Linked DNA regions of Homo sapiens: region 1 is linked to region 2. A link is a contact called in ENCODE Hi-C or POLR2A ChIA-PET data. All regions are on one chromosome and are shown on one strand. Each heading gives the region's core, a stretch centred on a gene start or an enhancer-like site at or near the end of the contact. The rest is flanking DNA. Distances are from core to core; before and after follow the strand shown. Region 1 overlaps DTNB (dystrobrevin beta). Region 2 overlaps DTNB (dystrobrevin beta).

Region 1 (5,820 bases), core at 195-2,694, 270 kb before region 2:
CCCTTCTTTAACATGTCAAGAATAGGACAGATCTCTCTGAGTTGTAGGTAACTGAGAGAAACAGATGTATATGATTTACTTGTTAATTCACTTTTAACAAAAAACCTCACAACCTTTAAAGAAAACACATTTTAAACTTGAATTTTTGTATACTAACATTATATATAAGTTAAAATAGGGCTGAAATGCTGTAGTAATCAGGTTTGGACTAAATATCATCGTAACTTCACTATATTTGAATAGTACCTAATAATATCAATAATAGTAGCTAACATTTATTGGGCTCTTACTGGATGCCATTGTGCTAAATGCTTTACATGATATTGATTTAAGAGTTACCACAGCCCCGTGAGGTTATTTAGCTACTCAGAACTCTTTGTTGTAGTGGAGTGCAGTTACTGAATTTTTTTATTGGAACCTAGAGAACTCTCTCAGATTTGTAAAAAGCAAATCTTTAAGGTTTTATGAACATTTATTTTCCCTGGCCTTTTTTTTTTTTTTTTAAATCTGAAAGAGAAGAGAAAAGAAGTATTAAAGGAAGAATATTTGAGAATTTTTCTGAAATAAGCAAGGAAGTTCTCTTTCAATAAAGTTTGGCTTGTTGTAACTAAGTGTTAATGAGAGTCTTAGTCATCACTAACTTTTTTTTTTTTTGAGACGGAGTCTTGCTCTGTCATCCAGGCTGGAGTGCAGTGGCACGATCTCAGCTCATTGTAACCTCTACCTCCTGGGTTCAAGGGATTCTCTTGCCTCAGCCTCCCAAGTAGCTGGGACTATAGGCGCATGTCACCATATCTGGCTATTTTTTTCTATTTTTATTAGAGACTGGGTTTCATTGTGTTAGCCAGGATGGTCTCCATCTCCTGACCTCGTGATCCACCCGCCTCAGCCTCCCAAGGTGCTGGGATTACAGGCATGAGCCACCGCGCCTGGCCCCTCACTGACTTCTTAATTAAATGGACATCCAAAGAAAAACTGACAGGGAGATGGTGGGAGGTGGTGAACTTACATAAGAAATTTCAATACTTGGATGCTTTGACGTAGCTGAGAGCTGGCAGGGTTAAGAAATTAACAAAAAGATGGAAAGGAAATAAAGGCTATTTAACACAAAGGCATGTACAGAGACATCCTGGAGACACTTCCAAAGCCTTCTCTCCTTTTCCTTTAGTCTTTACTGTGGGAGTTACGTAACTTCTGCGTGTAGACGTAGTCCAGGTGTGAAACACTCTATTTTCTATGAATAGAACAGAGTGTAAGAACTAACAAGGATCCAAACTTTTTGCTGCACTCTCTTCAGATCCTACTTAGCTCCATGATTTAAGGTCTGATCCAGCACCACAGTTTTGGGACCTGTGTTCTTTCCTTATTCCTTGAGGCCTCATGTTGCCCTGGAGGGGGCGATGTGACACAATAGAAAGAAAATGGGCTCTAGCGCTTTAGCATCGTCATGGTCAACTCCGCAGATTCCTAGCTTTGCAACTTCAGGCCAAGTTACCTGACCACTTAGACTTTAGTTTCCTCTCTACTTCTAACACCCCTAATCCTGAAAATCTCCTCAAGCTCAGCACGGTCTTGTCTTCTCACCTACTTTTAAAAAGAGCAATAGTCTCCAAAGTGGGAGGTATGTAAAATGATCCTCTAGGCAGGGTGTTACAAGAAAATATGAGCAATCAAGTTTTACCAGTATTTGACCCATAGGTTGACACTTTACTTCATCTGTGTGTCTGATGATGTCTGTCACGTACGGTAAGCTAGGGAACCCCACCGCCTGGAGGGGCTGATACTGTGATCCTCCTTATTTACCTGCTTATATTGTTTTAGCACATGTTTTAGTTCACCTCTGCTGGGTTTAGTGGTCTTTCAGATCATATTACCTGATTTGAATAAAATGAACTTTGCTAAATAGACAGATGGCTCACAAAGATTCCTGCAAAGAAAATGCAGATTGAAGTTTCAGAGTCAGCAGAAGATTGAAGTAATAATACAAATACACGTGAACAGCCAGAAAGAAACAGAGTGGATACTTCTATTTATATTATGAACTTGTCAGTCAAATGCATAATATAAAAACAATGGTGATCTCATCAGATTGATGAAAAAGCAGTAATAAAAAATAGCTTAGAATTACTAAAAATACTATTTAAAATATGGACTTATATACACTGTTGAGTACATTGTACCTGAAGGTATTTACTAATGATATTATGGGCTAATCTTATAAATTGAGATATTTAAAAACTAAATATTCAGAATATAAAGACAGACTTATTGATGTTTTTCAGTGATTGTCAGTCATAATCCAGTACCTTAAAATTTTATTAAGGTTAATAATACATTTTTAGAAGTTCCTTTTGAGGTTTAGGAATAAAAGACAAAAAGTCATAAACTCTTGTTCTTCTTGTTTGGTAACAGTGGCTGAAATGATATATAGATAAATAATTTGAGTTTGGTGTAAAACTGAAAAGTATCCTGTATTAGCAACTGTTGTTGAGATACTGGTAGAACACGTTGCTGAAGATTTTGAAATGATGGCTATTGTACCAAATTTTAGAGTTCATGGGAGTTCATGTATATTTGGATAAAAGTACAGAGCTTATGGTATTTGGTATACTCTGTTTCAATAATAAAATATATGGAAATATATGGAGAACTGTGCTCCCCACCCCCGCTAAAACACTCAGGATAAGACTTACCAGAGAATTTACTAAAAGTAGATGATCTAAAATGTTATAAAGAAATAGTACATATAAAGCATAAAGAATAATATATTGTTCAACCATTGTGGAAGATGGTGTGGGGATTCCTCGAGGATCTAGAACCAGAAATAACGTTTGACCCAGCAATCCCATTACTGGGTATATACCCAAAGGGTTATAAATCATTCTCCTATAAAGACACATGCACATTGTGTTTATTGCAGCACTATTTACAATAGCGAAGACTTGGAACCAACCCAAATGCCCATTAATAATAGAACGGATAAAGAAAATATGGCACATACACACCATCGAATGCTGTGCAGCCATAAAAAAAGAATGAGTTCATGTCCTTGCAGGGACATGGATGAAGCTGGAAGCCATCATTCTCAGCAGACCAACACAGGAACAGAAAACAGAATACCGCATGTTCTCACTCATAAGTGGGAGTTGAACAGTGAGAACACATGGATACAGGGAAGGGAACAACACACACAGGGGCCTGTTGGGGGGTGGGGGCCAAGGGGAGGGAGAGCATTAGGACAAATACCTAATGCATGCAGGGCTTAAAACTTAGATGGCGGGTCAATAGGTGCAGCAGACCACCATGGCACATGTATACCCATGTAACAAGCCTGCACGTTCTGCACATGTATCGCAGAACTTAAAGTAAAATTAAAAAAATATGTTTCCACTTAAGTAAATGGAGCACAAAAAAAGAAGACTATATTGTACCTAGAACCCAGCCTAAGAAAGAAAATATAGCCAGTGGAGTTGGTATACCTCTGCGGTCATAATTCTGTTTCCATCCCCAGAGATACTCTCTTTTCTGAATTTGATGATTACCATTTCCATATACTTCTTTATACTTTTGCTGTGTGTGTGTGTGTGTGTGTGTGTGTTTGTGTGTGTGTGTGTGTGTGTGTGTGTGTATTTGTATATTTGTATGTTATATTCAGGGCCAGGGCCAGGGTGAGATGAGGAGGCACCTAGGTCCCCAATGTAAGGAGCCCCTCAGCCATGGGCTTGCATGACCCCCAGGGTGATGCTTCCTTAAATTTTGTGCCCCAGGTACCTCGTTCACATCACCATAGTCCCAGTCCTGCTTCTGTTAATATGCATGTTTTTAAGCTTTATGGAAATAATATTATTTTTTATGTATTCTCTTGTAACTTTTTTCACTTAATATTGTGAAATTGATCCATCTCGATAAATGTAGCCCTGCTTTATTCTGTTGTGCGATTGACTATACTATAATTTTATTTTCCCATGCTTCTGTTGATGGACATTTAGGTTGTTTCTGATTTTGTGTTTAGAAACAATATCATCATAAGCATTCTTGTATGTGTCTCCTCAGGACATAGTTGTAAAAAGGGAATTTCTGGGTAATTAGATACATCCATTTGTTTTTTTTGTTTTTTTTTTTTTGAGACGGAGTCTCGCTCTGTCACCCAGGCTGGCGTGCAGTGACACAATCTCAGCTCCTTGCAGCCTCCACCTCCTGGGTTCAAGCAGTTCTCCTGCCTCAGCCTCCCGAGTAGCTGGGACTACAGGCGCCCACGACCATGCCCAGCTAATTTTTTGTATTTTTAGTAGAGACGGGGTTTCACCATGTAGGGCAGGCTGGTCTCCAACTCCTGACCTTAGGTAATCCACCTGCCTCAGCCTCCCAAAATACTGGGATTACAGGTGGGAGCCACTGCGCCTGGCCTATATCCATTTTTAATATTACTAGATACTGCTTTTGCTGTTATATTTATGCTTTCACCAGCAATATATGAGAATTCATGTCACCTCATATTTTTGCCAATATAAATGGTATTTTCAGACTCATTTTTTTCATTTGATGTGTGTGATGGGTAAATTATATTTTTGTAAATTTTGTGTTGCAGAATTAAACAGATACTAAAAAAATCATAGCTTAGTGAATTATTGTAGAGCAAACGCTTCTGTCATCTTCACCCAGGTGAAGAAATAGAATTCTGCCAGCCCTATTAGAAGCTCCTCCATGTACCTCATCCCAGTCATAGCCCCTTCCTTTCCCCCCAAAGCAATCGCTGTCCTGATTTGTATAGTAATCCCTTCCTTGGATTCCTTTATGGTTTTCTACCCCAACTGTGGATCCTTAGATATTATAGTTTAGTCTTGAGTTATTATGTGCAACTTTTTATGTATTTGTTTTCCATTTTTGTTGTCTCTTCTGTGAATCGCCTGCTTATATCTTAGGTCAGATTTTCTTACCGGTTTGTACAAATTCTGTGCATATCGTGGATACCAGTTGTTGGTTATAAGCATTGCCGATCTCTTTTCCCAGTTAGTGACTTGTCTTTTCATCTTTCTCATGAGTTTTGATACTTAGATTTAAGTGTAGTTTAACTTAGGCAAACTTTTGCTTAGAAAGTCCTTCCTTATGTTGAGATTAAAAGATATTTTGAGACTACTGTAACAAAAGCTTAATTGCAAAAGACATAAACAGGCACCTCACAGAAAAGGAAACACATATGACCAGTAAACATATTAGAGATGGGTACCTTCATTAGTGATCAAAGAAATACCAATCAAGACCACAATGAGATGATATCATATACCCATGCTGTTGGCAAAATTTGAAAAGCCTGGTGGATCTAGTGTTGGAGAGATTGTGAATTCACAGGATCTCTGATATATCACTGACAGGAATGTACTTTGTTGCACTTTAAAAAACATTTTGGCAATTCCTTTTTTAGATACACACCCAAGATAAACTCTTGACCTTGTGCAGCAAGAGACAGGTACAACGTTTTGTAGCAACACTGTCCACGATAGAAAAAAACAAAACTAGAAACAACTCAGATTTCCATCAGTAGGAGAGTAGATTAAAATGCAGTTTTGGAATTATACAGCGTTAAAAAAAATGAACAACAGGGTGAATCTTAGCAATATAATATTTAGTGAAAACGATTACCTTAGGGTTATGCATAGTAAGATATCTTTTTTCTGTTTAACTTATTTGAGATATAATCCACATACCATATAATTCAACCTACAGTTCAGTGGTTTTTAGTATATTTCTAGAGTTGTGCAACCATCACTATTAATTTCAGAACATTTGCATCATCCCTAAAAAGAACCCTGTACTCATTAG
Region 2 (5,640 bases), core at 463-2,962:
CCGTGTCCTCAGGGCACCTTCTCTGGCATTTTCTATACCTGTTTTGGCTCCAACAAGAGATTGTTTTTATACATAAGAGATTTTCATAATCCCTGTATTCTCCTTTCTCACATTTCCTTACTGGGAATGAAATTGACTGTCCCCTGGAAAATCACGGTTAGTGTCAGTCATCAGAAGTCTTGACTGATCCATGTTCCTTTTAGTCTCAGAAACATTGTGCTGTGATCCCAATATGCTTAGTTTTCCGCCAGCAGTTTGAGGCAATTAGCAGACCCAGGGACCAGTCCTAGCCTGTCTACTGATTTTGTGTGTGACCTTGTGACCTCTCTTGACCTCAGCCTCCTCAAATGAAAAATGAATGTTGGACTAAAACAAGCTAGTTTGCTGGGGTCATGAACCCTCTGATTTTGTAATTTCTGAACACTTTTCTTGGAACATGATGCAGAGCTTTCTCGGGTTCTCAGGGTCTTTGCTGATTTGAAAATGAAGAGCCAGCAGTCTAGAGAGCTTATCAGATTGTAATGTTTCACTGGCTCTACATTTGCAACAGAATTGTTTCCAACTGTTATACAAGGGACCTCTGTATTGAGAGAACCTGAGTCACAGGGCATTTATTGTGTTTAGTTATTGGTTAGACCCATGATTGGCCTGTGCTGGACTCAAGCCTTTGTTACAGCTTGTACTACAACAAGATTCCACTCCTTATATCAGGAAACCTTAAAACACTGAGTAGCACATTGCAGAGCTTCCCTTGCTTCTCCAGGCGAATTGCCCTCTCCTGGCAGCTGAAACCCAGAGGCACAAGAGTCTTTTGTGCCTATCATTGGACAACATATCCCCATCCTTGGAGCCACCTGACTAGTTGCTCTACCTTTGCAGATTTCTAGGTGTTTCTCAGGTTTCCTGTAATCTCAGGGTGCCAACTGTGATGCCTCCCCCTCCCCAAGTCTCCCACTGTGCCGCGTATTCTAGACTGGTTCGCGTTGAGCGGAGTGTTCAGCAGTCTCCATGGAGAAGGGCCTGCCTCTCTGAACATAAAGCCCATCTGTGCTTTTGAGACGAGGTGCATTTGCACAGTGCGGTGCTCCATCTTGATTTTTAGTGTGTTCTGTCTGGCCTGTGCCTATCAAGTAAACAGAAGGAACAAACTCCAGCCAGATTCAGAGGTGATTGTCAGCATGTCAGGAATGTTGCTGTGCACAGAAGGTTTCTCAGACTGCATGTGCGCCACACACTCCAGTTTGTACTTATTTAGTTAGAAGGACCTTATTTCAGACTCTTTCCTGAGATAGTTCCATCTTATACAGAGTATCCTGCTCCCTACACCTCCTCATCAGCATCATCTGTACAAGGCCTACGTGGCCAGCAGCTGTGGTACGGACTCCACTTGTGAGAAAGGAAAGTTAGAAGCAGAATATGCCATGACGTGACCGAGATGCTGCTGGGACCCCAGAAGAGCATTCCTCACTGACAGAATGGTCAGAACTGAAGCAAAGTGTTGGTTCTTGCCATGTCTGAGACGAGGTTAACTTAGCGAAGATCATAGGTCACAGAATTTTATATCTGAAAAATACAGTTTTTATCCCAGACAAGTGATATCCCACTTGTCTGATTCATTAGCAGCGAGTCACTAGGCCTAGCCCACATTGAAGGGGAGGAGACTCCACCCGGATATGAATGCAGGGGAGGGTCCCTTGGGGCCATCTCAGAGGTCTGGTGACCACATTTGCTTATCTAGTTAAAGTATCTCACATAAAGATTCACTGGTTGGCTGGGCCCAGCACTCCTGTAATCACAGCACTTTGGGAGGCTGAGGTGGGCAGATCACATGAGAACAGGAGTTCAAGACCAGCCTGGCCAACATGGCAAAACTCCATCTCTACTAAAAATACAAAAATTAGCCAGATGTGGTGGTGCATGTCTGTAATCCCAGCTACTCAGGAAGCTGAGGCACGAGAATCACTTGAACCCAGGAGGTGGAGGTTGCAGTGAGCCAAGATCACACCACTGTGCTCTAGCCTGGGAAACAGCAAGATCCTGTCTAAAAAAAAAAAAAAGGTCAGGGGCGATGGCTCACGCCTGTAATCCCAGCACTTTGGGAAGCCAAGCGAGGCAGGTGGATCATGAGGCCAAGAGATTGAGACTATCCTGGCCAACATGGTGAAACCCCATCTCTACTAAAAATACAAAAATTAGCTGGGCATGGTGGTGCACGCCTGTAGTCCCAGCTACTCAGGAGGCTGAGGCAGGAGAATCATTTGAACCCAGGAGGCAGAGGTTGCAGTGAGCCGAGATCGCGCCACTGCACTCCAGCCTGGTGACAGAGAGATTCCGTCTCAAAAAAGAAAAGATTCACTGACGACTGATAGATGTATTACTTCCTGGAGATTACTACCTGCTCCAGCACTTTTCCTGCTCTTTTCCACTTTTCATTACAGAAGAAAAAGGGCCAAAAATGTGATGCACTTCATTGTCATTTAACAAGTATTTATTAAGAATTTACCTGTGCTGAGCACAGGGATTCAGAGGATGGAATTTAAGAAGTGAGATAGTGCTGTGATGGAGACACACAAGATTCCGTGGGAGTATCTCAGAAAGACATTGTCTCATCCTAGAGGAGATAGTAGTGAGACTGATGCCCAGGGGACCAGCAGGAGCCAATCAGACAGCATGGGGGAGAGTAGTGCTCCCAGCAGAGGGAGTGGCAAGAGAGAGCAGAGTCCCATCAACAGAGTCAAGTGTGGATGGGCCCACACTTTTGCTTTTTTGTCAAAACCACCAAGGAACAGAGTTGGTTGACATCCCTTGCGTGATGTATATCTCATCCAAGATCGGCTCCGGTCTCCAGGCTTCCTGAACCCTTAGCCTCAGGCCTGGCGAAAGCCCATGCATATTGGTGAGCTATCACTTGTGCCTCTGACCCACCCAGGATTGCAAACTGGTATTACCCTACACAAACCAGAATTCACGGAGGGCCCTGACAGCTCTGTCCTGGCTTCATTTTCATCCAGTGTGATCCTAACGCCAAGGGCTGGGGCATAAGACCCATGGAGAAATAACACCTGCCCAGGAGTCGTAGCTTTTCTCTTTCAACTGCTCTGAACAAACACAACTTCTAGAATCTGGTTTTTATCTTCCTCAGAAGGCATGCCCTAGGTAATGATCCCAGGAAGAGGGTCTGATTATTTCCAGGCTGATGGTGGGCAGGAGGTTTCACTTCCAGATACTAGAGCTTTAGACACATGTGGCTGGCCACCCTGCCTACCCCTCTTGTCTCATCCCCCATCATCATTTCAATATCAAAGTATTTGCAAAGGTTCAGTGTCATGCTGTTATGAAGCAGCCTGGATGTTCACCTGGGTCCTATGACTCTGATGTGCGGTCCTCAGGCCATGGTGCCTGGCCCAGATCATGCAGAGGGAGATTCCTGAGTCCTCGCCATATGTTTAATGCTGGCTGGGCCATCTGTCTTACAGTGAAGTGTGTTAGCATTTCAGAGGTCATTCTTTTTTTTTTTTTTTTTTTTTTTTGAGACAGTCTTGCTCTGTCACCCAGGCTGGAGGGCAGTGGCAGGATTTTGGCTCACTGCAAGCTCCACCTCCTGGGTTCAAGCGATTCTCCTGCGTCAGCCTTCTGAGTAGCTGGGATTATAGGCATGCGCCACCATGCCCAGCTAATTTTTGTATGTTTAGTAGAGACAGGGTTTCGCCATGTTGGCCAGGCTGGTCTCAAACTCCTCACCTTAGGTGATGCACCTACCTCGGCCTCCCAAAGTGCTGGGATTACAGGCATGAGCCACCGGGCCCGGCCCATTTTTGTTCTTTAAGTGGATTTAATTTCCATCTTGAGTTCCTACGCTGTCTGAACTGGTCACTTAATCTAGGCATTTCCAGGCAAACTCGAAACCAGCCCTCAGAGATTCTTATCCTGCTTCCTGTGCCCTGAGATTTGCCTATTCTGGACATTTTATATAAATGGGATCATACGATATGTGGTCTTCTGTGACTGGCTTCTGTGACTGGCTTCTTGCACGTAGCATACTGTTTTCTTTCTTTTTTTTTTTTTTTTTTGAGACAGAGTCTCTTTCTGTCATCCAGGCTGGAGTGCAGTGGCGCTATCTCAGCTCACTGCAGCCTCTGCCTCCCAGATTCAAGCAATTCTTCTCCCTTGGCCTCCTGAATTGATGGACATTTGAATTGTTTTTACTTTTTGGCTATGTCGAATAACGCTGCTATGAACATTTGGGTTCAGATTTTTGTGTGGACATGTTTTCATGTCTCATGGATATATACCTAGGAATGGAATTGCTGCCAGTCTGTCCAAAGCAGCTGCACTATTTTACTTTTTTTTGGGTGGGGGAGGTGGGGGTGTGGGGGTGGTATTTGGTCTTTATTCCGTAGATGGCTTAAAGAAATTCAGTTATCTAAAATCTCAGGACAAATTTATCCCTTTTATCTTATATTCAATTCAGAAATTGTTGAGATTTTCCTAGAATCACAGTCTGCAAATACATGACAGTGAAGGATTGGAAGGTGGTAATAGGAAAAGTAGCTGGGGAGACAAAACAGTGCCCAGACTGAGGTTTTAATGTTAGGAAAAAAGAACATTAATGATACTGCAGAATGGTCACAAGAGCTATCCCTAGCACCAGTCTTTTTTTTTTTTTTTTTTTTTTTAGTTCCTTTTATTAATTTCAATAGGTTTTGGGGGAACATGGCGGGAGGGGCAGATTTGGTTACATGGATAAGTTCTTTAGTGATTTCTGAGGTTTTGGTGCCCCCGTCACCCAAGCAGTGTACACTGTACCCAATGTGTAGTCTTTTATCCCTCACCCCCCTCCCACCCTTTCCCTCAAGTCCCAAAAGTCCAGTGTATCATTCTTTTTTTTTTTCCTCCTGAGACAGTGTCTTGCTCTGTTGCCTAGGCTGGAGTGCAGTGACACAATCTCAGTTCACTGCACCCTCCGCCTCCTGGGTTCAAGGGATTCTCCTGCCTCAGCCTCCCAAGTAGCTGGTATTACAGACATGAACCACCACATCTGGCTAATTTTTGTATTTTTAGTAGAGATGGAGTTTCACCATGTTGGCCAGGCTGGTCTCGAACTCCTGTCCTCAAGTGATCCGCCCATCTTGGCCTCCCAAAGTGCTGGGATTGCAGACCAGTGTATCATTCTTACACCTTTGCATTCTCATAGCTTAGCTCCCACTTATGGATAAGAACAACGATGTTTGGTTTTCCATTCCTGAGTCACTTCACTTAGAATAATGGTCTCCAGTTCCATCCAGGTTGCTGTGAATGCCATTGTTTTGTTCCTTTTTATGACTGAATAGTATTCCATGGTATGCATTTACCACATTTTCTTTATCCACTCGTTGATTGATGGGCATTTGGGCTGGTTCCATATTTTTGCAATTGTGAATTGTCCTAGCACCAGTCTTCAGGAGGGAGGGAGGGAATATTTAATTACAGCTCCTTATATGTAATTCTGGGCTACATTTTTTAACTTGTCTATTAATCCTTTTATAATATTCCATATTATGTAAGAGAAAACTAAGATTCAGTAGGATTAATTTATTTACTCAAAGAAAATGTTGAAATAAGAATGCAAATTCCATCTCTAGTGCTTTCTTCACAACATAA

The links. A loop is a pair of places that touch in the nucleus more often than their neighbours do. ChIA-PET counts read pairs that join two places held with the same protein, here RNA polymerase II (POLR2A). Pooled maps may share reads with other maps.
Region 1: a pooled map shows a loop between it and region 2 (3-fold over the local background). The contact joins two enhancer-like sites. A Hi-C loop is called at or near these places in 2 of 50 pooled maps. POLR2A ChIA-PET finds 5 or more read pairs at or near these places in 4 of 52 experiments (H1, Panc1 and WTC11).

The regions. Positions count from the first base shown.
Region 1 is chr2:25,660,460-25,666,279 of GRCh38, reverse strand. All of the region lies in intron 1 of DTNB (dystrobrevin beta), which reads left to right. Among named protein-coding and RNA genes, the nearest start is that of DTNB, 10 kb to the left of the region's middle. Within about 2 kb of position 1,444, at least 4 of the 41 ENCODE cell types and tissues checked have a DNase peak (open chromatin) inside an H3K27ac peak, as active enhancers do.
Region 2 is chr2:25,395,768-25,401,407 of GRCh38, reverse strand. All of the region lies in intron 16 of DTNB (dystrobrevin beta), which reads left to right. Among named protein-coding and RNA genes, the nearest start is that of DTNB-AS1, 23 kb to the left of the region's middle. Within about 2 kb of position 1,712, at least 5 of the 41 ENCODE cell types and tissues checked have a DNase peak (open chromatin) inside an H3K27ac peak, as active enhancers do.